Linked DNA regions of Homo sapiens: region 2 is linked to region 1. The links are chromatin loops, found by intact Hi-C in ENCODE. Cell type or tissue: CD4-positive, alpha-beta T cell. All regions are shown on one strand. Each heading gives the region's core, and the rest is flanking DNA. Links, peaks and the distances in the headings are about the cores only.

Region 1 (15,084 bases), core at 3,423-11,422:
CTAACACGCCTATTTTTCCTCCATAAGGCACATCACAGCCTTATTGCACTTAGGAGCACTAACCAGCATTTCAGCAGTACTCTTGGGGTCCTTTTATTTATTTATTTTGAGATGGAGTCTTGCTCCGTCACCCAGGCTGGAGTGTAGTGGCATGATCACAGCTCACTGTAACCTCTGCCTCCCAGGTTCAAGCAATTCTCCTGCCTCAGCCTCCTGAGTAGCTAGGATTACAGGCATGCGCCACCATGCCCAGCTAATTTTTGTATTTTTAGTAGAGACCGGGTTTCACCATGTTGGCCAGGCTGGTCTCGAACTCCTGACCTTATGATCTGCCCGCCTTGGCTTCTCAAAGTGCTGGGATTACAGGCGTGAGCCACCGCACCTGGCCCCAGGGCCCTTTTAAACAGCAAAATCACCAACAACAAGCACAAAAATGTTTTTTTAAAAGTGACAGTTAAGAGATGACAAAAAAGATACTTGTTTACAGTAAGAGAGATGAAAGCAGACAAAATAGCACATTGTACAGCCTCAGCTAGGAACTTAGGCATCAGAAAACTCAAATTTTTCCATGCCCTGGGCATGTCCAAAAATCACTCTGAGTACTGATTTGGGGGTTAAAATAAATTTCAGCAAGTAGGTGAATTTGCAAGTACGAATGCTTGAACAATGAGAATTGACCATAATACAATGTGTTGTTTTAGGCCACTGAGTTTGGGGTGATTGTTACACAGCAATAGAATCCTGAAACACACAAAGACATCTTTTGCCAGGCAGGGTAACTTAGATTGGGTTCCCTGAACATAGGCTCTGAGAGAGAATTCTGTCCAACGGTTTGTTGAGGAGTGCTCATAGGAGAAGCTGCTCACAGAAGGCAGTTGCAACTGACATCTCAGCTGATCCTACAAGAGGCCTTTCCAAGTTGTCCCAAATTGAGGGAAGAAGACTGGGCCTTTATATCTCTGCATAGCAATTATTTGCTATGGGATACCCCTGTGAAGAGACTTAATCTTGAGGGAATCAGTTCCCTGAGGCTGAGTGCCCATTTTGTGAGGGGTGCAGCTGTGAATCAGTATCTTCAGAAGCTGAGGGATGGCTGTGATTTCTCTGCAATGGGATCTAGCAGGAACACCACATGTCAGAACACAGGGTGCCTCTTCTGATTGGTTCTGAGTCCTGTTGACATGATAGCTTCCTTGCTATCTGGTATGACAAGAAATTTCAGGCTTATTTTATATATTTCCTGTTTCATACCTGTAAATTTTTCAAGCCATTTCTCCAAGAAGCCCTGGTTTCTTTTGGTGGCAAACAGTATTTCTTGTTGTTGTTGTTGTTGTTGTTGTTGTTGTTGTTGTTGTTGTTGTTTGGGGGGGGATGGAATTTTGTTCTTGTGGCCCAGGCTGGAGTGCAATGGAGCGGTCTCGGCTCACTACAACCTCTGCCTCCCAGGTTCAAGCGATTCTCATGCCTCAGCCTCCCAAGTAGCTGGAATTACAGGCACCTTCCACCACGCCTGGCTAATTTTTTTGTATTTTTAGTAGAGACGGGGTTTCACCATGTTGGCCAGGTTGGTCTCAAACTCCTGACCTCAGGTGATCCACCCACCTCAGCTTCCCAAAGTGCTGGGATTACAGGCATGAGCCACCGTGCCTAGCCGGCAAATGGTATTTCAAGACCACTAAAAATGCTTATTGCGCCCTATGTCACTTGCCCCTTATGACTAGAAACCCATAGGGAATTTTGTTGTTTGTTTTTATTTCCTTTTTGTTCAAGTCTGGCATTTTTAGTAAAACTGATTGCCTGCCAGTCAACAACTCCTCTCCCTGTGTCATCTATCTCTTTCAGGTTCTACCTAGCCACCAAGCTCCTTACCTAGGAGTCCTCCTAATGACCACCTCTATCCCCCAACTGCCATCTACATCTTATCTGTGGATGAAGGCCAGTGCCTCATTCATAAAAGATAATTCAAAATTTTTGTTGGAAAGAGTAAAATCGACTAACGTTTACTTGGCACTTGATGTTTTGTTCCCTGGGGGGCCATGCCCATCTTTTCTGGTAGCCAGAGGCTATTCCTCAGTAGCCAAGATGCTTGAATGGAATTTCTATTCTCCTATAACAAGAAACATGCTCTAATATTGGCAGACCAAAGGGCACCCCATCCAGAACCATAAACTTCCTGGAGCCTGGGACTTTCCCCACTGCAGGGGCTGTAACCCTTGCCTACCCAGTTGTGTTTTTTCCCCCCTTCACGAAGGCAACCTGGAAAGCAAAAGGAGGACAAAGCAATGAGGTGAAAGGGCAGAGAGAGAAAAAAGTAAGGCAATAGAGGATATATGAGCACCTAATTATCTATATATGAGCATCTAATTATCTATTATCACTCACTCACTCACCAAATAGTTCCTAAACTCCTGCTCTGTTCCACACCTGGAGGTGGAGGATGGAAGATAAGGAAAGATTAGACAGAGTCCCATGGCCATGAGGAACAAAATGTCAACCAGTGGAAACAGAGAAATTAACAGGCACAGAGACTGCAGAGTCCAGGGAGCCCAGAAGAAGGCACATTACATTACACAGCCCAGCAGAGTCCACAGGAGTGGTCTGTGGAAAGGGGGAATGCTTTTACTGGGGCTGAACTGATGAGGAAGAAGAAAGAAGGAAATGAGAAGCCATACTGGCATTCCCCGCAGATGGAACATGGAAAAGGGTCAGTCAGTCTGTTCTGAAAGAAAGCTGCAAGTAACAGAAATATGTGGCAAGTCTTGGGCATCCAACTTTTCTTCATGGGCATTTCTGTAGGTCATGACCTAGGACTTGCTGGGTTTAGCTGTAACCATGTAGAGTTTGAAAAGCAGAGTGTTTTCGCTCACTGAGCCCCAGCTCCCTCAGGCAGCAGGTTTTTTTTTTCTCTCTCTCTCTCTCCCCCTCCCCTCTTTCTCTCTCTCCTGCATGCACACACAAACACACACACACATACACATACAAAGAGAGAATGAGCTCTTCCTTCCCACCCTCCTCCCTGTGGGTACTCAGCTCTCTGGGCTCAAGGACCAGCCCATAGTCCATTTTGTCTCCTCAAGGCACACTTGTTATAGAGCAGCAAGGAGAAGCAGGAAGGTGTCTGAGTGTGCTACACCCCAGTCTCTGTCCCTCTTGATGCCCCACTCCTGATGCAGGGTTTGTTAAACTCAAGTACCACACTCCCAGCTACAGAGATGCTGATGGAAAAAAAAAAAAAAACAGGCAGCAGGACCCACTGGGTAAAGCCACCTGTCAGACTTAAATGAAGGCAGACAAGCTCCTCATCCCTGGCTCTGCCAGAGTTTAATAAAAACCATGAATATCTTCCTAATAAATGGGAAGCCAATTCTTTACAGAGTATGTTATATACAACCTCACACCCCAGTGAGCAGAGCTTCAGAAACACAGGAGACTCCCCAAATATTTATTTAGTTGATTTCCGAAAACTCCACACCCCATAACAGACTCAATACAATTTGTAGTGTCCCTGAAAGTGGCCACCAGGGCACTGAGGAAAGAGGTGCAAGAATGGGTTGCCCCAAGAGAGCTGGTGTGGCAGAGGCTGTCCACTCACAGATGGATCCACACTGGGCTGCAGGGGAACTTCTCCCAGCCCCAGACTACTGAGCCAGAGTGGAAGTCCCAGGCCTCACACGTCTGCAGGGACCTGGTAACGCCTCCTTCTCTCTCTGTGAGCAATCACCCAGCTGGCTGGTTTCACAAAGTCTCAGGTGAGAGCCCTGAAACCAGAACCACGTCTAACGCTTCCTTCACCATTGATGATGTCTCTTCTTTGATAGATGTTCCTCCAGATATTGATGAGTCACCGTGGCCCACTTGGCAGGGAGGCTGGCCCTCTAGCTGGAATCGGTTCACTCCCTCCTTCCCACCAGCCAGAGCACAGCCCTGGTGCAGGCATGGCTGAGGCAAGTGACCAGAGCACCAGGCAGGGGCACTTTCCAGGCCCCAGTCTCCCTGCCATGCTCTATTGTACGGATCTCCAGAGGGCCCGTGGATTCCAACTGGCATTTGTGGAAAGGGCATTGAGAAGGAGTGGGAAGTTGGTCAGAGGAGACACCTAAGTGTGAGACTCAGAAACAGCAGAAGAGTGGAATGGGGTCTGATCACAGGGTCACCAGGATGCCCAGGGGCATCACCAGACACAGGACTAGGATGAGGAAGTCTTTGAATTCAAACAGGAAGCTTGTCTCAGGTGATCAATAATCCATTTCTTGTAGAAACTAACTTCTGTGTAAACTCCAGGGTATCCTTTGCGACCGCAGCCAATGCCCCAGCTCACAATCCCCACCTGGACCCATGTGCCATTTAATTCACAGACCAGGGGCCCCCCAGAATCTCCCTGGAAAAAGAAAGACAGTCACTGTAGGAAAGAAATAGGATCCACATCAGAGCAGGCTAATTGCACTGCAATGCGCTACAGAGCTAAGCACTAAGGGGGCTTCCCCAGGAACCCCTAAGACCCTCCTAGCCTTAGGTATCTGTCAATATGAGATCTGAGAATTGACAATTTCCAATAAACCAAAATCATGTACCTACTAAAAAGGCGTGTTCCAAAAAACGGAATATACCTAATGAAATTGTGCCTACTCTGAGACAATAATGAGTCAAGTGCTAACCTGAGTACACTGCCTGTCACACAGAAGGGTCCCAAAACATGGAGCATGTATTGTTGGTGGGACCTGCCTGATTCACCCCTCCTCCCACTCCAGGCTGTGTCAGCTGCTCTCTTTTGAAGGATCAGGTAGGCTGCCCAGGAGAGCCTTGGTGGCTTGTCCTCACGTCCCATTACCATGAATAAGGGTAAACGGAGGGGCTAGGAGATAACCCAGTCCCTACTGGTTGGGGATGAGGAAGCTTTGAGGAGACAACTGCAATGCTGAGGCAGCAAGAGGCCCATGAGCTGACCTGACAGGCATCCTTCCCTTGGTCATTATAGCCACAGATGGTCCCTTTCTTGACCATTTCACTCCTCATTCTTATCTTTTCCTTGAGCACCTCATTACATTTATCATGAAGAATAATGCTTAGCTCAGCCTCCTGAGGCTCAGTTACTATCTTTTCTGATGAATCTACAGAGAGACAATTTACAACTGAGTGGGTGTGTATAAGTGGGACAGGACAGGAGAACCCCATACCCACTCTGGGTCTCAATACCATGTGTTCACACACAGACACGCTCTTAGGCATTGGATATTGTCCCATTTGACAAAGGAAGATATGAGGCCCAATGTTGACATGGGGAGATAAGGACATAAGATCCAAACCAAAACAGGGGAAATAAGAACAGACAGGAAAGGGAAGGCAAGGCGTTACCACCCTGAGAAACCAAAACCAAGCATCTGTCACTTTGAATAGTAGTACTAATAGTGACACAGTATCCTGTACATCAGTAAAGCATCTATACTTTCTAGAGCAGGATCACAGACTGTCAGACAGGTAATGCCCCAAAGGTACCAAATCCAGCCTCTCCCCAAGGATAGGAGGCCCTACACCTCTCTGAAAGGTCTCTGGCCTCTTCTCACACACAGGAAGCTTCCTATCTACCAAGGCAGGTACTTCCAGGGAGGGACAGCTTAAAAGGGCAGACAGCTAGCTCATCGCCCCCAGAGGTAAAATCCACCCTAGAGAGAACCCTCCATGCCTGGCACCCAAATCCCCAGGTCCTGACAAACCAAAAGAATTTCATAGACCAGTTGTTAAAATTATTCCCAGGCAGCATCTACTGCACCCTCCTCCCTGACTTACTAAAAAAATCTGCCTCTCTGTCCCTCCCTTTAGCTTGTAGATCAACCCCAGGGCACCGAGCAACATTTTCCCTGGTCTGGGGCTGCTGTAGTCTTGCTTCATAGTCTCACCTGTTTCATTTACTTTGCCCCATCCGGTCACCCAGCAGTTCGTACCAGCTTGCACCATGAAAGCCTGTTCAGGGAGGCACACAAGCTGGATGTGCGTGGAGTAATTCACAGGGAAGTCAAGCAGGGCAAGGGCAATGTCATTTTCAATTATTCCAGGAGACGTAAAATATCGGTGGATAACGACGTCACGAACTGGGACCACAAGTGCTGTTTTGGAGCGATGATGCACATTTGTGTCTCCCAGCTTCACTGTGTATTCCAGATGGCTGCAGGAAGATCCTCCAGGGTCTACACTCTGCTTCCACACCTTCGAGGTGCTTCCCGCCTGGTACCATCTTCCTATGCCAGCCAGCAGCTACCTCCCTCTCTCCAAGCCACATCCCTCCAGGACCCCTGACCACTTTAGCCAGTAGTCCCCAGATCAGCGGCGGAGGCAACACCCAGAAACTTGTTAGAAATGCAAATCCTCAGGTCTCACCCAGACTGGATAAAAACTATGGGGCTGTCACCCCCTTTTACAGATGAGGAAGAGGAAGTTCAGGGAGGGGGACAGACTGGCTCCAGGTCCCACAGCCTGATCAGGGCCCAAGCTCTGAGCCCCAAACCCTCACCCAGAGATGCAGTGAGCGGCAGTGAGTACCCAGTGTCTGGCGATAAGGGAGCCTCCGCAGATGTGTCTGTTGCTGGTCTGCAGGCTCACCTGCCAGGGCCACTTCCTGTCTGGAGCCGGCAATCCTCCAGTTATCCTTGAAGTCCGCTGGCCACAGGCTGGGGCAGGTCAATGAAAGGAAGGGACTAAGAGTAACGCTGCTGCAGCACCTTCACCAGAGCCAAATGCGCCTCGGAACCCTCAAAGCAAGGCCTGCATCCCCTGAGGCTCTTCGGAAAATGGCTGTGTCCTCCCAGGTCTCAGGGAGCCGCCCCGCCCCTGGACAGATCGTGTCCCCTGAGCCCCTCCTCCTCTAGGGCAGGTCCCCTCCCCCTCAAACCAGGCCAGTTCTCTGCGGCTGGGCATGGCCCAGAAGCGTCACCTGACGTTTAATGCTACTGTCCCTTTGGTCCATGTTGATGATAGTGTGTGTGGGATTGCCAGAGCCTGGTAAGAATCAGACTCACCTGAGGGAAGTAACACCGAAGCGGGGCGCACTGCGTTCCCCCTGGACTGGGGGGCCGCTGGGGATCCTGGAGCCCCTACAGGTGGCGGCTCCCATCCGCTCGCTCCGGGGTCCTGGCCGCCTGGCCCTGAGGGGAGCGCGGAGGGGAAGAGCAGTGCTACGCCTCCCTGCGCACCCACCCTGCCTGCCCGGGCCTCTTCGAGCCATGGCTGAAGAAGCAAGAACCAGGCCAGGAGCCCCAGGGAGCTGCCGCTCTGGGACGCCATGGATACTGCCGGCGACCTCAGCCTCCGTCGTGGCGCCGCCTCGCAGCGGTTTCCACGCCGGCCATGGGTTCTGGCGGCAACTTGGAGCGCCCGGGAGGGACGAGGGGGCGGGGCGGGGCCACCAGGCCGTCCGAGGGGCGGGGCCTGGGCGGGGTCGCGCCGTGCAGTCCTGACTCAGATGAGTCCTCTCTCTCTTCGCAGCTCTCCGTGGACTCAGGGCCCTCCACCTCATCGGGAGCCTCCCAGGCACTCAGCGTCTCCTGGCCTAGGGCCCTCGCCTCAGAGTGGCAGCTGTCTAGCCCTTTGTTCACACAAAAATGCGACCACTACTCTACGGCAGAGCTTCCTCCAGCCAGGGCTTTAGAGTCTCCTTCCCTTACTTGTTTGCAATAAAAATTAAAACTCTTTAACGTGCATGTTGCACTTAACATTACTAACCACTGCGTTAGAGACGATACTGCTACCTTTTTGAAAATCAACACCCACATTAGAGACGACACTGCTACCTTTTTGGAAATCAACACCCACGTGAGAAAAGGGGCATTGAGACTCTAAAGCAGTAGACAATCCCCAGATACCATCTGTAGAGTTGGAACTGCATTATTTTAAAGTTTTATATGCATATATTTTAGGGCTGTAGACTTACTTTCCTATTTTGTGTTCCAAGGCTTATTCTTGAGCACAAAATGATAATCATTACATTTATACATCACCTTTTTTACTTTTCCAAGCCCTTTTACAGCTCTTGGCATTTTCCTCACCCAGGCCTGTGAGGTAACTGGGATTGCACCTTTTATACCAGAAACCTGAGGCAGATGAAATTTATTTCCATCTAGGACTAGAAAAACTGGTACAGCAGCTGCAATTGGAGTCACCACTTGGTTAAACTTATGATAATCCACTGTCATTCTCCTAGATCCATCTGCCTTCTGCACAGGCCGAATGGGAGAGTTGAACAGGGATGTGGTGGGAATCACCACCCCTGCATCTTCAAGTCCTTGATGGTGGCACTGATCTCTGTAATCCCTCCCGGGATGCAATATTATTTTTGATTTACTATTTTTCTACATAGAGGCAGCTCTAAGGGCTTCTATTTGGCCTTTCCCACCATAATAGCCCTCACCCTACCAGTCAGGGAGCCAATGTGGGAGTTCTGCCAGCTGCTAAGTATGTATATGCCAATTATGCATTCTGGCACTGGGGAAATGACCACAGGACGAGTCCAGGGACCCACTGGACCGAGGTCAGACCTGAGCTAAAACTCTATTAATTACCTGACCTCCATAAGTCCCTACTTTAACTGGAAGACCACAGTGACATTTTGGGTACCCTGGAATCAATGTCAGCTCAGAACCAGTGTCCAGTAGTCCCCAAAATATCTGACCATTTCCCTTTCCCCAGTGCACAGTTACCCTGGTAAAAGGCCATAGGTCTCCTTGGGGAAGGATGGGAGAAATATTAACAGCATAAGTTGTCGGTAGTGTAATGGGGTCCTTCCTCAAGGGGACCCAGCCTCCCCTTCATTCAAGAGGTTCTAGGTCTGTAAACTGGCTCAAGTTTGGAAATTGACTGAGGAGCCGTGATTCTCTATGTTTATAATTCAAATTAGTCTGTTGTCCATCCGATCTAGAAGTTTTCTGCTTATATAAATTAAGTAGGAATGCAGTGGGCTTCCTATCAATTTCATTTCTAGAAACACCTTGATTAATTACCCAATGCCAGAGCTCTACACGAGTCAGACTATTCTGATTGCTGCTTTGCCTCTGCTGCCCATTACAGTAGCTATGCCCACCTTGCCTTTGATGGTTGAGTGCCACCACTTGGCCCCTGCCACCTTGGGATCCAATTATTCCCAATGTATTTAAATTTTGTAGTTTAGTGACTGCAGTTCCCACTGTTAGATCTGAAATACAGAGAAGAACAATTACAGGACCCTTCAAAGATGCAGGTACTGCCCTCACAAACCTATTTCACAAGGCAGTGATCAAGGGTATATCTTCTGGACCCTCTCAGCTGGGATGAGTAGATCTAAAGTGACTAATCCACTCCACCATCTCAATCTCCCTAAGCCTTTGGATGCCTTCTTCTATATTAAACCAAGGGAGATCAGGCATTTCCAGCTCCCTCACAGTGGGCCATCTTTTAATGCGTATTTCAGCTAACCAAGCAAATAAACTATTAGAACCTTATTTTAACTCACTGAGCTGCAACATTAAATGCAGAGTCCCTACTTAGTGGGCCTGAAGCAATAAATTCAGCCTGACCCAACTCTATGTTCCTTCCACCATTATCCCATACCCTTAATATCCATTCCCATGCCTATTCTCCAGATTTCTACTTATACAAATGAGAAAACTCAAGTAGTTATTTTCAAGTGTAGTGCACCTTCTCATGGGTCACACTCTCAACCTCACCTCTAAGGGCCCACCAGTACTTTAGTCTAGTTACAGGTCTAGAAGCAAATGGGGGTGTTGGGGGTGGCTCCAGAGGAGAATCAACATTACATTGTCTGGCAACTGCCTCAGAAGAGGCCATCACTTTTGCCTCAGGCAGCACAGGGTTTATCTCCTTAGACAAAGGTAGAAAGGCTGATGGCAGCATGGGTCAGGGAGGGGATGTTGTCACTACTGGGGATGGGAAAGCTTTTCTTCTAGCCAAAAAGGTTCAGCAGAGTTTACAAATTCAGTGTCCCCAGCTTCATCAGGGTCCTCTCACAAGTCCCCATTCCAAGTTGCAGGGTCCCATTCTTTTCCAATCAATGCCCTCACTTTAGCAGTACACACCTCAGGTGGCTGTGCGTGCATCTTTTGTTGCAGGTCAGCCACTCGCATGATAAGCGCTTATGTCTGTTTTTCCACAATTTCAGCTCTTTCTCTACAGGAGATAAGACTCTCACTCAGGGCAATCTTGGCAGATTTGAGGCTCAGTATCTGCTTCTGAAACTGGGTGTTAGAATCCCTGAGTTCATCATTTTCTTTCATCACTTTGTCCACTGAACTTAAGAGCAAACAACCAGCTTCATTACGTTCCTTGGCTCTCCACATATGGTCAAAGGTATTATGTATAGAGTCACTAAAGTCCTTGCCTTTCATGAGCGGTGAATCAGGAGTGTCAAATGCATTTATTTTGCATAACTCTCTAAACAGTTCATGCTGAGGACTATCATGTTCTCCATACTATTAGTAGAGTCCTGCTGGGCATGGTAGCTCACGCTTGTAATCCCAGCACTTTGGGAGGCCAAGGCGGGCGGATCACGAGGTCGGAGTTCAAAACCAGCCTGACCAAGATGGTGAAACCCCGTTTCTACTAAAAATATTTTAAAAATTAGCCGGGTGTGGTGGCCCGTGCCTGTAATCCCAGCTACTCCGGAGGCTGGGGCAGGAGAATCGCTTGAACTCGGGAGGCGGAGGTTGCAGTGAGCCGAGATCGCACCACTGCACTCCAGCCTGCGCAACAGGGTGAGACGCCATCTCAAAAAAAAAAAAAAAAAAAAATTTAGAAGTAGAGTCCGCATTTTTGGGACTAATCATATTAAGCAGCCAACTCCAGAAACCCCAAAACCAATGAAAGAACTCCATCCTTAATATTCTGTTCCTTTAGAACCACTCCTGGTATCAAAATCTGTATTAGTCAGGGTTCTATAGACAGGAGACATATATATACATACATACATATATATATGAGAGTTTGTTAAGTATTAACTCACACGATCACAAGGTCCCACAATAGGCCATCTGCAAGCTGAGGAGCAAGAAAAGCCAGTCCAAGTCCTAAAACTGAAGAACTTGGAGTCTGATGTTCGAGGGCAGGAAGCATCCAGCACAAGAGAAAGATGTGGGCTGGGAGGCTAGGCCAGACTAGTCTTTTCATGTTTTCTGCCTGCTTTATATTATAGCTGTCCTGGCAGCTGATTAAATGGTGCCCACCCAGATTAAGGGTGAGTCTGCCTTTCCCAGCCCACTGACTCAAATGTTAATCTCCTTTGGCAACACCCTCACAGACACACCCAGGATCAATACTTTACATCCTTCAGTCCAATGAAGTTGACACTCAGTATCAACCGTCACAATCCCCCATTCATGAGTGGCCCTAAAAGACAGTGGTGAGGGGAAATCCTGTATGTAGAGCTTCACACAGTACACCTGGTCATCAGCTTGTTGTAAAGGGAGAAGTGGCCTGAGTAAGAATACATATGGACCCTCAAGCAGTGATGAATGGCTTGTCTGGTTGGTTGGGCCTTAGAGCAAAATTCAAACATCTGGGGAAGAAGCACATGGCTAGACCTATAGGAGTGGATATAATATGTGTGGCTTTTTAAAATCTCATACCAATGCCCACCAATGGGTATCCGCTGAAGAGGAAGTACTCAACAACCAAGTGGATAGGATGACTCCTCCAGTAGAGGTCAGCTAGCTCCTGTCCTTGTCAACCTCTGCACTACACACTGTGCTCAGGAAAAGAGTATAATTGTGTTGGCAGGATTGGAGGCTATTCATTCACCCAATAAAACAGCACCAGTTTCCTCTGAACAAAGGTGATCTAGCTACTACTGCTCTGAATGTCTAATCTGTCAGCATCAGAAAGCAATGCCAAGCCTTTGATGTGCTACATTCCTGAAGGAAACCAACTAGATATTTGGTAGGAAGATGATTATATCAACCCCCTTCTACCCTGGAGGGCCAATATCTCATCCTTACTGGGGTTCATACATATTATAAAAAAATACATATATGTATATCTTATAAATAATCTTTGTAAAAATTACTAATTTATTAAGTATTGATCTTTTAATGCACATGCATTTAATTATTTTGTGTGATGAAATGGCAAGTATGCATAAAGCACTGCTGCTGTACACAGAAGTATGATGCTGACTCAAGAAAACACATGTGCAGTTGTTTGAGTTGTGAACTGAACTAGCTGGTTTTATCATGGGACATCATTTTTACTTTCAAAGAATGAATCGCAATAGAACTATTGTTATTTTGACCTAAGTATTTGGCAGGCTTTTTCTCAAAAATAAACTAAGTTAGAATCTGTGACTTTAAGAAAAATGACTGAAAGTATTTGTTGCCAATATTAAAATTTGAGCTTTCAAGTGAAAATTTGAATTTTGGAAAATGTGTATGTGCTACCATGAACACAACAGCTTTCCAATAATTAAAGACTTTTCTGATGACACTGGTGGTGATATGAGTGAAGGCAATTCTTTTTTGATATTGTACAGTACTGTATAATGAAATGTGTCAACTTTTGGAAAATCTGCATAACTAAGTAAACCAATATTTTCCAATGATTTTACAAAGTTATGCATGGGTGAAAGGCCCATTCACAGTGAAGGGCCAACTGATTTTAACGTAATGAGTACAAAAGTTCAGTTTTATATTCTACATTACAAAAATCTACCACTTGTCAAGTTCTGGCAGAGTGTAAACAGTAATTTGAAAAGGCACAATTACTTGAAAAGGCTATTAAACTAGCCCTTCACTTCCAACTGTGTATCTGTATGAGGCTAGGTTTTCTTCATAAACTTCAATCAAAACAATAAACAATGCAGAAGAGACATTAAGCCTGACATTAAGGAAATTTGAAAAACTAAAAAGTAATACCATTCTTTTCACTAATTTTTTTCTTCTGGGAAATATAGTTTTTTCATAAAAGTCCGTCATTCATGTTTACATGTATGAGTTTATTTTTATTCTTAAATAAATAATAAAATAATTTTTTAATTTCTGTTTTAATTTCTAAAGCAGTAAACATTGGTAGATATATAACACATCAACCAGATTCTAGGATTCTCAATAATTTTTGAGAGTGTAAGGTGATCATGAGACCAAAATGTTTGAGAGCTTCTCTATTTGTTATCCATTTACTGTTTCATTGATTTTCATTTCAGTCTTTATTTCCTTCCTCTTTTTCATTTGAGAATAATTTTCTTTTTCTAGCTTCCTAAAGTGGAAGTTTGGATAATGAACTTAAAATCTTTCTTCTTTTTTCATAGGCATTTGAAGTCATAAATTTATATCTTAAGCATTGCTTTAGCTACATCCCACAAAATTCGATATTTTATGTTTTCATTATAACTCAGTTCAAAATATTTTCTAATTTCCCTTGTGATTTATCTTTGATACATAGGTTATTTGGAAGAGTATTCTTTAATTTTCACATATTTGGGGATTTTTCAAGATATCTATTTGTTACTTTTTTATTCCATTCTCATCAGAAAACATACTATTAATGATTTCAGTCATTTCACATTTATTAAGACATGTTTTATGGCTCAGGACATGATCTTTCTTGAGAAATATTACGTGTGCACTTGAAAAGAATCTGTTCTGCAGTTGTTAGATGAAGTATTCTATACATGTCAACGAAGTCAAATTGTTTAATAGTGCTACTCAAGTCTTCAACATCCTTACTGATTTTTTGGTCTACTTGTTCTATCTATTATTAAGAGAGGAGTGTTGAAATCCCCTATTATAATTATAGATTTGTCTATTTTTCTTTGCAGTTCTGTCCATTTTTGCTTTATTGCTTTTGTTGAAACTCTGTAATTAGGATTATTAAGTGTTCTTGGTGAATTACACATTTTATCATTATGAAATGTCCCTCTTTGTGTATGGCTATCTTCCTTTCCCTGACGTCTACTTTTCTAATATTAATATAGCCTTACATCTTTCTCATTATTAGTATTTGCATAGTATATCATTTTTCTTCCTCTTACTTTTAATCTAATTATGCCTTATATTTAAAGCGCATTTCCTGCCAGGCACAGTGGCTAACACCTGTAAATCCAACTTGAGGAGGCCAAGGCAAGAGGAGCACTTGAGCCCAGGAGTTCAAGACCATCCTGGACCACATGGTACAATCTCATCACTACAAAAATTTAAAAATTAGCCAGGTGTGGTGGCACTTGCCCGTGGTCTCCGGTACTCAGGAGGCTGAGGTGAGAAGATCACTTGAGCCTAAGAGGTTGAGGCTGCAGTGAGCCATAATTGCACCACTGCACTCCAGCCTGGGCAACAGAAAGATTCTGTCTCAAAAAAAAATTAAAAAAAGGGCATTTCCTGTAGACAGCATATTGTTGGGTCTTTCTTTTTCCATCTAAAAATGTGTCTTTTAAATGGATTACTCAGCTTCTTTACACTTAATGTAATTATTTATGTGGTTGAGTTTAAGTTTACCATCTTGCTATTTCTTCTCTATTCCATTTGTTCTCTATCCCATCTTTTCTCTTTTCCTGCCAAATCTTGGATTAACTCTTTGTTTGTTTGTTTGTTTGTTTGTTTTAATTCATTTAGTATCCTAAACTGCCTTATTATATATATATATTTTTTTTTATTTTTTAGTGGTTGCTTGAGTGTTTTCAGTATGTCTTTAAATTATTACAGCTTACCTTCAAATATTGATATGACTTGGCTCTGTGTCCCCACCCAAATCTCATCTTGTAGCTCCCATAATTCCCACGTGTTGTGGGAGAGACCCGATGGGAGATGATTGAATCATATGGTGGGTCTTTCCTGTGCTGTTCTCGTGATAGTGAATGGGTCTCATGAGATCCGATGGTTTTTAAAAATTGGAGTTTCTCTGCACAAACTCTCTCTTTGCCTTCTGCCATCCATGTAAGATATGAATTGCTCCTCCTTGCCTTCTGCCATGATTGTGAGGCTTCCCCAGCCACATGGAACTGTAAGTCCAATTAAACCTCTTTCTTTTGTAAATTGCCCAATCTCAGGTAAGTCTTTATCAGCAGCATGAAAACGGGCTAAACAATATTATACCACTTCGCATTTGATGTAATTTTCTAAA
Region 2 (15,084 bases), core at 3,135-11,134, 60 kb before region 1:
CCCAAACTTACAACAAACATCATACAACACTAAAGAACAGGCAGAAAAGAACCTATCCCACCAGAGACCAGGAATAAGGACACTTTGTGGAAGGAGGGCAGAGGAAATAATTGAGAGAACGCAAGGGGGCTGCTGGGTGCTGGTTTAGCCTTTTTTTTTTTTTTTGGGACAGGGTCTCACTCTGTCACCCAGGCTGCAGTGCAGTGTCACAGCTCACTGCAGCCTTGACCTCCCAGGCTCAAGCGATCCTCTCACCTCAGCCTCCCAAGTCACCAGGACTACAAGCAGTTGCCACCACACCTGGCTAATTTTTAAAAAAATTTTTATAGAGACAGTCTTGCTATGTTGCCAGGGCTGGTCTCAAACTCCTGGGCTCAAGCAATCCTCGCACCTCAGCCTCTCTACATACTTATTCTACTTTTTAACCTGGGTGGTGATAACACAGGTATGCTCACTGTGTGACAATTCCTTCAGCTGGGCCTTCATAATTTGTGCATTTTTTTTGGAATGCATATAATACTTCAATAAAACAATTTCCTTTTAAAAACAATAATGTTTTTTTATCCCAGCACAACCAACTAGAAAATATACTGAAGTAACATACATTTTCAGCAGCGAAAAAATGATAAAAGTTCATAGGAATTAACTTACCTAACACCACATAAGACTCCTGTGGTAATAAATTTAAAACTCTAATAAAGGACACAGAAAATGATCAGCATAAATGGCAAGACAGTCCCTGCTCTTAAAACAACAGCTAAGGCCTGGCGCGATGGCTCACGCCTGTAATCCCAGCACTTTGGGAGGCGCAGGCAAGTGGATCACAAGGTCAGGAGTTTGAGACCAGCCTGGCCAACATAGTGAAACCCCGTCTCTAGTAAAAATACAAAAAAATTAGCTGGGCGTGGTGGCGGGCACCTGTAATCCCAGCTACTCGGGAAGCTGAGGCAGGAGAATTGCTTGAACCCAGGGGCCGGAGGTTGCAGTGAGCCAAGATCACGCCACTGAACTCCAGCCTGGGCAATAGTGCAAGATTCTGTCTCAAAAAAAAAAAAAAAAAAAAAAAAGACCAGCTAAACATTTTAGATGTAATTTTTCCAAAATTAATCTATAAATTCATTTTGTAAGTTAGAATTTTTAAGAAACTTGATAAACTTATTCTGAAACTGAAACAGAAAAACAAAGGTCTATGAATAGTTCAGTCTTTGAAGAAGCACAGCAAAGAAGGGTCATTTGTCCTAGCAGATATTAAGACACATGTGAAAGCCATAATAATAAAAACAATGTGGTACTGTCACAAGGACAGACAATGGAAAGTGACAATGGAAAAGAATAGAGAGCTTGAGATTGTTTCATGTGCTGCACAAACTTGATGTAAAGAAAGGAGCCACCACTATCAGTGGGTAAAAGAAGGACTGTTGAGTACATGGTGTTGGGAAAACTCGCTCACTATAAGAGAAATAAGAAAACCAAAACTGGATTCTTTGCTAATAGCACTTGAAGATCTAAAGGTAAAAGGTAAAACTGTAAAATAAATAAATCATGTGACATGGGGTAGGAAAGGACTCCTTAAAACCTCAAACACAAACCATAAAGCATAAACTGATTAACGTGATTATATCAAAATCGAGAGGTTTTGGCCCGGGAGCAAAGTTAACAGACAGAGGACAGATAGGGAGGAAATATTTGCAATATCTAAAATGAATACAAGACTTTATGCAAGAAACTTTAGGAAACCAACAAGAAAAAAAAAGATAATAGGCAAAGGATAGAGACAAGCAATTTATTAGAAGAGGAAACTCAAGAAGCCAACAACATATTGAGACATGATCAAACTCATCAGTAATGAGAAAAATGAAAATTAAATCAATAAGTGATTTTTCAATCTATTAGATTGGCAAAAAACATAAACGCAGGATCACACTAAGGGTTGGTAGGTCTGTGGCAACCTATACACCTTCATGCACTGCTGAAGTAGGAGTTTAGAGAACTGACCAAATTAGAATATGGATAGTAGATAAAAGTACGGTATGAATGTAAACTTTTGAAGTTGTTAAGCACACTGTAGTTATGGAAGAGAATATTCTCAGAAAATACATACCAAAGTATTTAGCAATAAAGAGCCATGCTGTATGTTACCCTCCACTGATTCTGAAAAAAATTATATATGTATGCGTGTTCCTTGTACTACTTGTATTTTTGCAGTGTTTTGTAAGTTTAAAATTATTTCCAAATTTTAAAAAGTCTTAATGAGGCTGAATTAAAAGGGATAACCGAAAGAGATACAGAGAACATACCATTTATGTAAATTAAAAATACATGCACACAAGACAGCAATATGTATTTTTACAAGAGCACACACAAACAGAAAGATCCCCAAGAAAGATTAAGCGGGTGGAGAAGGGGAATGGGAGTGGAGCTTGGACAGAAGCAAGGATAACTAACTTAATCCATCAGTCATCCATTCTATAATGAATTAGGGTAGAGTTCTGGCAGGACCGATGAGAATAGAGGCCCATAAACTGAAGAACAGGAGTAACCCAACGCTCCATGCCTAAGGTGTAAGGAAAAAGACAGGAAACCCAGAAGAGCTGGGCTCTACTGACACTGCCACAAGGCCCAGGAAGTTCTATCTGCAACTGAATGGCTTAGAGCTCAAAAGGTTCTGTGTGCAAAAGGGTCTGAGATGAGGCCTGGGCTGAATTCCAAGAGGCTCAGCATTCTTATGGGAGGCCAAGATCCTCTTTCCTCTAGACTGTTAGGTCTATATGTTCTGGTAGCTGCAGGCTGTTCTTTAGAAAACAGACCCCTTAGACCAAATGCCTGCTTCCTACAAACCCAGCACCACTGTCTATGTGACTCCCTTCAGACATACCCTCCCAAGAGCTTCAGCTTTTCCTGCAGCAGGGTCTCACCCTACCTACCTGGATTGGTTGTGTCCTCTTTATAACCTGGAGGAGAAAAGAGGGACAGAGATGAAGCAAGCATTCACGACAGGATGACAGCAAAGAGGTGCATTTTTAAATTAGTTCATTCATTCATTCACCAAATAGGTCCTAATCTCCCACTCTGTTCCCAGCCTGGAGCCAGAGGCTGGGGAGACAGAGGTGTGTCAAATAGAGCCTACTCTCAAGGAATACAGTGTCCAGCAGGGTGGACAGAGGTAAATACACAACCACCTGCATGAGATCAGTGCAGGGACAGGGTGGCAGGCTTCAGGGGAGCCCAGAAGAAGTGGTGGACAGAAAAGACCACTTCAGTGGGAGGAGGGCTTACTGTGCCAGGTGTTAAAGATGAGAAGGTAAACAGAAATGAAAAGTGATCATCACATTCCTTGCAGGAGAAACATCGTCGTGTATGCCAGACTGCAGAGGATGAAGGGCAAGACCTGTGATGGCAAGAGATGAGCCAGGGGAGGAGAGTCAGGCATCAGTCATGAAGGCCTCGAAAGCCTGGCCAAGAAGCCAGGGTGAGACCCTCTGGGAAAAGGGAGATCAACAGAGGTATGACTGAGCCAGGCTTGCATAGGCAGCCCAGATATTAGACAGGAAGATGACAAGACTGAGGCACTGAGATCCCACCAGAGGCTCTGCAGAACCAAGGCAAGAAATGAGGAGGTCCGAATGAGGAAGTGGCTGTGAGAACAGACACGGTGAGCTGTCTGGGGGACTTAGGCACATGGGTGGGTCTAGGATCACACCGCAGTTTCTGATTTTGGAGAAAAGTGGCTGCCATCCACTTAGTTAGGAAACAATGAGAGAAGTCAGTTGGCAAGAAGAAGAAGACCTCAGCATTGACCCCAAGGGGTTGAGATGTTCCTAGGTCTTTCAGGTAGAGATGTCCAGGAGGCAGCTGCACATCCAGACATGTTTTATGAGGCACCATCACATAAATGGCAGCTCAAGTGAGTTCACCCAGGGAGCAGTTAAGAGGGGAGGAGCAGGAAAAAGAGAGCAGCTTAGGGGACACCAACACGTCTGGGATGAACAGAGCACGGTGGCATGGGACAGACACAGAGGAGAGGGGGAGTTACCCTTGAGGTAGAGGAGAATCAGGAGACCACAGAAAATGAAAGAGGAGGGGGTGGTACAAAGGTCAGGGATGATCAGGGTGGAGAGAGCCCAGGAAGGAACTAAGGGTTAAGTGGAGAGCGAGGAGGCACTGGCAGGAAGCATGGAGTGAAGACATTTGGGAGGTCTCGCAGTGAAGGGGCAAGAGATGGGGGAGAAAAATCAGCAAAGCAAAAACAAGAGGATACCTATGAGAGAGGATGGTGGAGGGAGTGTCGCACAGGGAGAGCCCACACAGCAGGGCACAGGTGAGCCGCTGGCCCTGCACCAGAAGCAGGCCTCTCTGACTCCTAAAGAAGTAGGTGAGGGTGGTGTTGAGCAGTCCAGTTTGGAGGGGCCCCTGTGGGTTTGGGGATTGGGTTCAGGAAGACAGCACCCAAAGCCTGTGTTTTCTGAGGGAATGATGGGCTGCTAGGGAGGCAAGCTGGGTTGGAATAGAGGATCTGGGAAGAAGGTGAATTTTAGAATATTCCTGTAGTGGATGGGGACCAAGAATTTTCCTGGGCCAAAGAGCATGTCCAAGTGGGGTCTCCAGTGGGGCTCAGCTCCATGAGAAGATCAGAGCGGGGGGTGGAGGGGGAGCCTATGAGAGGCCTGAGGGCGGCTCGGGTGGTAGGGACATTAGCCACGGTGTCCAGACTGGCAGCGAAAGGGGTTCCCGCACCGCTGGTTCAGGGCGCTGTAGGACAGGTGTGCCCTGACGGAGGAGGCCAGAGAGGGCAGGAGTTTAAGATCCTGGAATCGCCCTGGCGAGGTCCTGGGCGCGAGTAGTAGAGGAGAGCTGACCGCGGGGTGCGTGGGCCGCAAAAATCCCCGACCCAGGAGTAGGCAGCCACACCCCGGGCCAGTCCCCCGCCTCCAAGGCCAGGCACGGAGCTGGAGGCGGAGCAGGGCTGGGGCCGGGGAGAGGGAAGGTAGAGCTGCGGAGGAGCGCCCACCTCACCCGAGCTCAGCGGCAGCAGAAAAAGCAGCGGCAGCAGGACGCGGCGGCTCAGGACCGAGGGCCTGGAGGTTCCGGGCCCCACGCCCGGCCATGAGGCTGGAGGGTCGAGGCCATGAGGCTGGGGGCCATCATAAGGCCATGAGGCTGGGGGATCGAGGCTCGACCGTGAGACGGCCATGAGGCTGGGGAGGTGCCACCTGGCGGCTGCGGAGACGGTTCCCGAGAGCCCGGCATGTGCCTGGCGTCTGCACACGTGACCGCACTGTAGCACGTGATGGCGCCGGGAACTCCCGACAGCTCCCCGCAAAACTGGCGCATTTCCCTCACCTCTATCTCCTGCCTGTTCTTGAGGACGACCTGGGAGTCCTGAGTCTGTGATTGCTCCCAGGGTGGCGGGCCCCATGAAAGCACCCCCAAGGGTTTTAAGTTGGTGACAATGCCCAGAGAACCTGGCCGATGAAGGTGCACCGCATCCCTGGACTACTAATGGCATCCTGTTGCCCAGCCTCTGACTACACCCTTGGTTCCCTGGTCCCAGCGCACTGGAGAGTTTCACAATTACTCTTGGTTTGAGAATCTGGAAAGATGGAGAAAGCACAAAAAAAGGAAAAGAACTGTAAGGCTATGGAATCAGAGAAGATGTCTTTGAAAAAGTGATATTTGAGCTGGATCTAAGACTACTGTAAAACAAGGACTCTTGGGGGAGACCAGACAAAGGAAAGACATGTGTCCTCTTCCACAGACAACCAGTAAGATCGTGGCAGCTAAAAGGAATGGTGGCTTGTGCCAGGCCTTGGGCTTCCACAGGGATTTTTTGCAGAAGGATGCTGTCTTTGGATCTGCTAGGCATGGCAGAGATTGGGAAGTGATCAGCTGGACTTGGAGCCACATTCCCTCCCCAGCCTGGCACCTAAGTGGGTCCACATGAATAGAGGTGATGTGTGCCACTTCCATGCCAAGGCAGTCAACAGGAGGTTGCCTTTTCTATTCTTGTTAATGCAGAGCATTGCTTCTCAAAGTGAGGTCTCCAGACCAGCAGTATTAGCATGAGCCAGGAACTTAGAAATGTACATTCTTTAGGTCTTTCAGGTAAATGTACATTCTTGTTAGAAACGTACATTCTTTTAAGGTCTTTCTACCTGAAAGACAGAGAATGTAGGCCCCGTCCCAGACCTACAGGATTGAAAACTCCAGGGGTGGAACCAGGAACCAGCAATCTGTAATTTTGTTTTAAGAGATGAGGTTTCCTCCAGTCCCCCAGGCTGGAGGGCAGTGGCATGATCATATATCTCTGCAGCCTCAAACTCCTGGGCTCAAGACTTCTTCCTGCTCAGCCTCCAGAGTAGCTGGGACTACAGGCACAGGCCACCATGCCCAGCTAATTTTTTTTAAGAGACATGCTACATGCTCCTGGCCTCAAGGGATCCTCCTGCCTCAGTCTCCCAAGTAGCTGGGATTATAGGGATAAGCCACTGTGCAGGCCAGTAATCTGTATTTCACAAGCCTTAGGGGATTCTGATGCAGGTAAAGCATTAACTACAGGACTGAGAGCAAGCCACGAGATGGAGAAAGCTACCTGCTGACCAAGAACGCTGTAATGGGATGTTCTAGGGAAAAAAAGTTAAATTTGTTTTATTAATCTATGAATAAATCAGTGGTTTCTTAAAGCAGGTAGTGCTATATTCATTAAGAGACTGGGTTTGATGTAAGCTCTCAGTCTCTTGGCCTCAGCCTTCCTCAGGCAACAGAAGGGACTGATACAGACTGTCCACTGAAGCCCACCCATACCTGGGGGTTAAACATTCAACCCTAGAAGGGCAAAGGGCAAGAGGCTGGGAGGGGGTTGATCAGTAGCTAGACAGAGAGACTCCAGGACACCAGACTTTGTAATGAGGGGAGAGAACCTATGTATACTACAGTGAATCTCTCTTGCCCTTCTCCCGGTGGGAACGCCTATCTTTGGTAACCAAGTGGGAGGGAGCAGCAAGGAGAAGCAGTAGATGAGGAGGAATGTTTCTCACACCCGAACTTCACTCCTGGGCCTACTTCCAGTGTCTCTTGATCCCCTATCCCTAACTGTAGAGACTGTTAAGCTCAACTACAGAGCTCCCTGCAGAGATGCTGATGGCTATAACAGGCATACAGGGAACAAGACCCATTGGCTCAAATCATCCCTAGAGCTCATGTCTGAGGAAGCAGGGCCTCACCTGTCCTTCTACATTTTAATAAGAACCACAAATAGCTTCCTTAGTTAAATGGGAAGCCAGTTCTCTATAGAGTATGTTATATTCAACCAAACTCGCCAGTGAGCAGAGCTTCAGAAACAGGAGACTCTCCAAACATTTATTCAGTTGATTTATGAAAACTCCACACTTCATAACTGCCTCAACACAACTTGTGGTGTCCCTGAAAGTGGCCACTAGGGCACTGAGGAAGGGGGTGCCAAGAATGGGTTGCTCCAAAAGAACTAGTGTGGCAGAGGCTGTCCACTCACAGATGGATCCACACTGGGCTGCAGGGGAACTTCTCCCAGCCCCAGACAACTGAGCCAGAGTGGAAGTCCCAGGCCTCACACGTCTGCAGGGACCTGGTAACGCCTCCTTCACTCTCTGTGAGCAATCACCCAGCTGGCTGGTTTCACAAAGTCTCAGGTGAGAGCCCTGAAACCAGAACCACATCTAACGCTTGCTTCACCGTTGATGATGTCTCTTCTTTGATAGATGTTCCTCCAGATATTGACGAGTCACCGTGGCCCACCTGGCAGAGCAGCTGGCCCTCTAGACCAGAGCACCAGGCAGGGGCACTTTCCAGGCCCCAGTCTCCCTGCCATGCTCTATTGTACGGATCTCCAGAGGGCCCGTGGATTCCAACTGGGATTTGCGGAAAGGGCATTGAGAAGGAGTGGGAAGTTGGTCAGAGGAGACACCTAAGTGTGAGACTCAGAAACAGCAGAAGAGTGGAATGGGGTCTGATCACGAGGTCACCAGGATGCCCAGGGGCATCACCAGACACAGGACTAGGATGAGGAAGTCTTTGAATTCAAACAGGAAGCTTGTCTCAGGTGATCAATAATCCATTTCTTGTAGAAACTAACTTCTGTGTAAACTCCAGGGTATCCTTTGCGACCGCAGCCAATGCCCCAGCTCACAATCCCCACCTGGACCCATGTGCCATTTAATTCACAGACCAGGGGCCCCCCAGAATCTCCCTGGAAAAAGAAAGACAGTCACTGTAGGAAAGAAATAGGATCCACATCAGAGCAGGCTAATTGCACTGCAATGCGCTACAGAGCTAGGCACTCAGGGGGCTTCCCCAGGAACCCCTAAGACCCTCCTAGCCTTAGGTATCTGTCAATATGAGATCTGAGAATTGACAATTTCCAATAAACCAAAATCATGTACCTACTAAAAAGGCGTGTTCCAAAAAACGGAATATACCTAATGAAATCGTGCCTACTCTGAGACAATAATGAGTCAAGTGCTAACCTGAGTACACTGCCTGTCACACAGAAGGGTCTCAAAACATGGAGCATGTATTGTTGGTGGGACCTGCCTGATTCACCCCTCCTCCCACTCCAGGCTGTGTCAGTTGCTCTCTCCTGAAGGATCAGGTAGGCTGCCCAGGAGAGCCTTGGTGGCTTGTCCTCACATCCCATTACCATGAATAAGGGTAAACAGAGGGGCTAGGAGATAACCCAGGCCCTACTGGCTGGGAATGAGGAAGCTTTGAGGAGACAATTGCAATGCTGAGGCAGCAAGACGCCCATGAACTGACCTGACAGGCATCCTTCCCTTGGTCATTATAGCCACAGACGGTCCCCCTCGTGACCATTTTACTCTTGGATATATTCTTGTTCTTGAGCATCTCACAACATTTCTCATGACGCATAATGTTTAGCTCAGTCTCCTGAAGAACAAGTGGCATTGGTCCTGAAACTGCAAAGACACAATTTACAAGAGAGTGGATCTTCACAAAGGGATAGAACAGGAGCCCCCAGTGCCCACTCTGAGTCCTGATTGGTGTGTTTAACACAACTGCCCAAATTAAAGGAAGTCAGGGCAGTGGACAATGTCACCACTTGACATAGAAGGAAACTCGAGCTTAATGTTGACATGGAGAAAGGAAAGGACAAGAAGCAAAATCAAGACAGTAAAAGGAAAAACAGATCAGGAGAGGGAGAGGCAAGGCCTTGTCAGCCTGAAAAATGGCAACCAAGTATCTGTCACTCTGAGTATCAGCAGAAATGACAGGCTGTCCTGTGCATCAGTAAAGCATCTTTACTTTCTAGAGCAGGATCACAGACTCTTAGACAGGTAGTGCCTCTCCCTAAGGATAGGAGTCCCCACAGCCTCACTGGCAGGGTTGCTCTGGCTTGGCCTACACTGCTAGGGTGAAGAAGTTCAACCCATCAAGGCAGGTCCTTCTAGTGGGGGTTGGCTCCTATTGGCAGACAGCTCATCACCCTGAGCTGAAATTTACCCTGAAGAGAACCCACTACACTTGGCCCCCAAGCCCCAAGGTCCCAATATGACGACAGAAATTCATAACATAGTTGTTAAATTACTTCCTGGCAGCATCTTCTCCACCCTCCTCCCTCACCCACCTGCTAGAAAATGGCCTCCCTGCCTCTCCCAATAGCTTGCAGGCCAAGCCCAGCCCACCAGACTGTCCCACCTCAGCATCCTGCCTGTCTCACCACTCTCTGACACTTGGCCCCATCCAGTCACCCAGCACTCTGTCCCAGCTTCCACTTCAAAAAGCTTTTCGGGGAGGCACGCAGGCTGGATATGTGAGGAATAATTCACAGAGTAGGCGAGCAGAGCAAGGGCAATGTCGCTTGTCAAAGTGGCAAAATCAAAATTGCTAGGAAAAATGATGTCTCAAACTGGGATCACCAGTGCCTCTTTGGAACCAGCATGCAAGTCAGGGTCTCCCAGCTTCACCTTGTATTCCAAATTACTGTTGAGAGAAAAGATGGCCTTCACAGAGATCCTGGGGGGACGTCTATGCTCCCCTTCCACACCTTCCAGGTGCTTCCAAGCCTGGTCCCATCTTCCTATGCCAGCCAGCAGCCACCTCCCTCCCTCCCAACCACATCCCCTCAGGACCCCTGACCACTTTAGCCAGTGGTCCCCAGATCGGCGGCGGCGGCAACACCCGGAAACTTGTTAGAAATGCAAATACTCAGGTCTCACCCAGACTGGATAAAAACTATGGGGCTGTCACCCCCTTTTACAGATGAGGAAGAGGAAGCTCAGGGAAGGGGACAGACTGGCTCCAGGTCCCACAGCCTGATCAGGGCCCAAGCTCTGAGCCCCAAACACTCACCTAAAGACACAGTGGGCGGCAGTGAGCACCCAGCGCCTGTCGATGAGGGAGCCTCCGCAGTGGTGTATGTTGCTGGTCTGCAGGCTCACCTGCCAGGGCCACTTCTTGTTTGGGGCTGGCAATCCTCCAATCATCCTTGAAACACGGTGGCCACAGGCTGGTGGGCTCAGTAAAGAGAGGGGACTGGAAGTGAAGCCACTACCTTCCCACCACCCCACCAGGCTGCCCAGGGCGGAGGCGGGTTATCTATCCTCTCTCTCAAATCATCTAGGTCAGGGTCTGACCCTCAACCTCCCTGAGCCAGGCTGTGTCCCCTTTGACCTACCCCGCAGGCCAGGACAGATCTAGCACCAGAAACAATACCCTGAGAAAACTGCCTTCCAAGGTCAGAGATTCCGTCGGATTCCAAGGCTTCTCCCACTGTAGATGCTGAAGTAACCCAGGATCCTGGAGGCCCTGCGGTCGCTGGAGACCCTGGAGCTACAGAAGTTTCTGGAATTTTGGGGAATTTCGGGTGCACAGGAGACGTCCGGGCTTCTGGGCTTGCCGGGGTCATTCTGGAATCCTCCTCGGGTCGGTATGGCTCACCTGGTGAAGACGGGGACCCGCGGCGAACAGGAGCTGGCCTGGCGGCGCCTCCTCCGCGTCTGCCTGTTCCCACAGCGCCCCCACTGCCACCCCACACCCAACGTGGGTGCAGCCCAGCCCCGCCCTGTCCACTCCCAGCCTCACTGAGCAGGGGTTGAAGGAACTGAAGCCAGATCAGGAGGTGGAGGCTCAGGCGTGTGCCTCCACGGCCCCTGCGGAGGCCGTCCTGGGACGCCATGGGCACCGTCAGCACGCCTCGTGGTGCCCCCTCGCGGCGGCTCCGCCCTGGTCGTGGTGTTGGCGGGACCCCAGTGTGCCGGCGGAGACCTGAGGCGGCTCTCGCGAGCCCCGGTCACTCAGCAAAAACTAATCCGGGTAGTGCTGTGAAGGAAGTGGCTTTCAATATGTAATTCGTCCTGTGAACCTTAAGATAGAGATTTTCCTGGATTATCCAGTTGAGTGTAATTTTTTTTTTCTATGGAGTTTCACTCTTTCGCCCAGGCTGGAGTGCAGTGGCATGATCTCAGCTCACTGCAGCCTCCACCTCCCAGGTTCAAGCAATTCACCTGCCTCAGCCTCCCAAGTAGCTGGGATCCCAAGCGCGGGCCACCACGAGCGGCTAATTTTTATATTTTTAGTAGAGACGGGGTTTCACCATGTTGCCCAGGCTGGTCTCAAACTCCTGACCTCACGTGATCCTCCCGCCTCGGCCTCCCAAAGTGCTGGGACTATAGGGGTGAGCCACCGCACCCGGCCCAAGTTGAGTGTAATCTAATCACTGGATACCCTTCAAAGCAGCAAAAAATACAGTCTACCCAGTGGAAGGTTTCAAGCAAAACAGAAAGAGCCTGCTTTCCTGCAGCCTGGGGTTCCAGCTACTCCGAAGGCTGCGGCTGAAGGATCACTGCAGCCCCGGGGTTTGCGTACAGCCTGGACAACATATTGAAATGCCATCTCTTTAAAACAAAACAAAACAGAACAAAGTATGATAAATAGAAAACACAAAACAAGATGGCTCTAATCAATCCTAATACAATAGCAATTGTGTTACATGTAAATGTGTTGGAAAAAAACAAACAAAACAAATACTTTACAATTAGAGAAAAAAGATATCATCCAGAAATATACTATATGGAGAGACAAATTTAAAACAAAAAGATACAGATAAATTGAAAAAGGGGGATAGAAAAAGAAATCCCAAGCAAATCTGAAACACAAAGTAAGTAGTATAGCAATTTTCTTCTTAGATCATAGTATTTAAGGCAAGATCATGATAAAGGGACAAAAAGGAATCTTATTATATAAAGTATAAATAAGAAATGACCAAGAAGATGCAGAAAAAAGCCTATAATACTCAAAGAAACAGGTGACCAATTAATGGGAGACTGGAGTTTTTGATATGTTACCCTTAAGAAACTGCTGGATTACACAGACAAAATTAAGCAAAGATAAAGAAGATTTGACTATTAATAATCTTCACCTTAGCTATATAATAAATTTTACAACTACCAACAGAGAACACTTGCTCAATGACCACTAAGGGAACATTCAGAAACGATGCCACAGAGAACAACAAACTCCAGGGAATGATTGGTATATAGATTCTGTTCTTGAGTCACAAGTCAATAATATTAAAATCAATTTTTAACATATCAAAAAATCCCATCTTTCTGAAACAAAAACAAAACCCTTCTAAGTGGTTCTTCTATAAAAAGAAAATCATGAGGGAAATAATGAACATTTAGAGGTGACTGCCAATGAAAACACTACATATCAAAGCATATGTGATGCAGATAGACCAGTCCCAGAAAGTAATTTACAGCTTTGACAAGATCAGAAAAGAAAGACTGATAGCAAATGAGATAAACATCCAACTCAGAAAGTGAAAAGGATCAATGGAGTAAACTCAAAGAAAGAATTTGCGACGAAGGAGAAAATAATGGAAAAAGGAGGCAGAAATCAATAAAGTAGCCAGGCACAATGTCTCAGGCCTGTAATCCCAACACTTTGGGAGGCTGAGGTCGGAGAATTGCTTGAGCCCAGGAGTTCAAGACTATCCTGGCAACATAGTAAGACCCTGTCTCTACTAGAAATAAAAAAACCAGCAGGTGTGGTGGCGTGCACCTATAGTCCCAGCTACTTGGGAGGATGAGACAGGAGAATCGTTTGTGCCCAGGAGTTCAAGGATACAGTGAGCTATGATCAGGCTGCTGCACTTCAGCCTGGGTGATAGAGTGACACCCTCTCTCTTAAAAAAAAGGAAATCAATAAAATAGAGAAAAAATTGTGGAGAGAATTAGCACCATCAGAATTTTGTTATTTGAAAAGCCTAATAAATTAAACAACATTCTAGTAAGATTAAAATAAAAGAAAAAAAGCAAATACAGAATGAAAAAGGGAAAGCAACTTAAAGAGATATTTTTAAATTACCTATGATAGATATTTTTAATTATAAAGGAATATTGGCTGGGCACTGTGGCTCATGCCTGTAATCCCAACACTTTGGGCAGCTGAGGCAGGATTGCTTGAGCCCAGGAGTTTGAGACCAGCCTAGGCAACATAGTGAGACCCTGTCTCTGAATCAAATAAAATAAATTAGCTGAGGATAGTAGTGCATGCCTGTAGTCCTAGCTACTCAGGAGGCTGAGGCAAGAGGATCACTTGAGCCTAGGAGGTTGAGGTTATAGTAAGGTATGATTGTACCACTGCACTCCAGCCTGGGTAACAGAGCAAGACCCGGAAAAAAAAAAAAAGAAGAAAAGAAAAGAAAAAGAAAAGAGAGAGAGAAAGAAAGAAAAGAAAGAGAAAGAAAGAAAGACAGAAAAAGAAAGAAAGAAAGAAAGAAAGAAAGAAAGTAAGTTATTAAATGCTGACTTCTCCTTCTAGCCGTGGAATATAAAAAGACTGACCTTCCCACCTGAAACAACCAAAAATGGACAAACATCTGAAACAATAGTTTTTAAGATACTGGACACCCACCAAAAAAAATAGAATCCCTAATAGATGGGAAACAAATGGTGTAAGCCCTGTGACTGCCTCAGGTTTATGACTTGAGAGAATTTCCAGGCCACAGTACAGAGAAGGAGAACGTAGGCAGAATCCAGCAGGCTCCTGGATGTGAGCAGGTATTGCTGAGAGGCCAGGAACATGGAAGCGGCTGTGCTGATAAAATACTGCAGAGGAGAGTGGCACAAAGAAAGAACACAAAGATCTGCAGAGGCTCCCTGCTGTAGTTTGGATGTTTGTCCCCTCCACATCTCATGTTGAAATTTGATCCCCAGTGTTGGAAGTGGGGCCTAATGGTATGTGTCAGGGTCATAGGGGTGGATCTCTCATGAATAGATTAATACCCTTCCTGGAAGAGGAGGAGTGAGTGAGTTCTCACTATATTAGTTGCCAAGAGAGCCGGTTGTTAAAAAGAGCCTGGCACATCCATGTCCCCTCTCTTGCTTCCTCTCTTGCCATATGATCTCTACATACTAGCTCCCTTTTGCCTTCTGCCATGAGAAAAAGAAGCATGAAGCTCTCATGAGAAGCAGATGCTGGCACCATGCTTCTTTACAGCCTAGAGAACCATGAGCCAAATAAACCTCTTTTTCTTATAAATTATCCAGCCTCAGGTATTCCTTTATAGCAACACAAATACTCCCCCTTGAGTATTAAACTGAGTATTGGTCAGTGCATGTCTGTGAGGAAACGACCTGAAGCTAGAGAAATAACCACTGAAAAGAATTAGAAGTAACAATGCCTGGTGCTCACACAGGGCCAAGAATAGAGCCTGCTTCCATTAGTTGGACAAAGAAACTCAAGATTCACAGAGCACTGGGTAGAGTATCCAGGAAGGTCTTGCCTCAGCAATGGGGAATAATTAGGCCTAGACTGAGAATTGTCCTGCTTAAAAAATCTTAAAAGCAAGATCTGAAAAGATCAAACAGTTTCCAAGTAATTTAAATGCATCCCCAAACAAAGCTCAAGAATATTTATGAGAATATGAAAATATCAAACAGCCAACAAGGTAAAAGTCACTATGTCCAGTATCCAATCAAAGAATACCCAACATGCAAGAAGCATGAAAATACAACTGATTATGAGGGGAATCATCAATTAATCTTATCCTCTCCAAACTGACACAGATGTTAAATGCACAGGCAAGGG

The links. Hi-C counts contacts between places; a loop is a spot of excess contacts. Peaks named below come from ENCODE experiments on the same cell type or tissue, not always from the same donor. Only the 100,000 strongest peaks of a DNase experiment are listed, where the experiment ranks them.
Region 2: it touches region 1 in a loop (11-fold over the local background); 6 of 110 quality-filtered maps call a loop at or near these places.

The regions. Positions count from the first base shown.
Region 1 is chr3:46,805,212-46,820,295 of GRCh38, forward strand. It overlaps the pseudogene PRSS44P. Among named protein-coding and RNA genes, the nearest start is that of MYL3, 51 kb to the right of the region's middle. RefSeq lists an enhancer at 6,319-6,943 and a silencer at 7,341-7,420. In CD4-positive, alpha-beta T cell, for the core only: no CTCF peak of the experiment used is centred there; a DNase peak (open chromatin) is centred at 7,410; H3K4me3 peaks cover 951 bases; H3K27me3 peaks cover 190 bases.
Region 2 is chr3:46,745,701-46,760,784 of GRCh38, forward strand. It overlaps the pseudogene PRSS43P. Among named protein-coding and RNA genes, the nearest start is that of PRSS50, 35 kb to the left of the region's middle. In CD4-positive, alpha-beta T cell, for the core only: no CTCF peak of the experiment used is centred there; no DNase peak of the experiment used is centred there; H3K27me3 peaks cover 421 bases.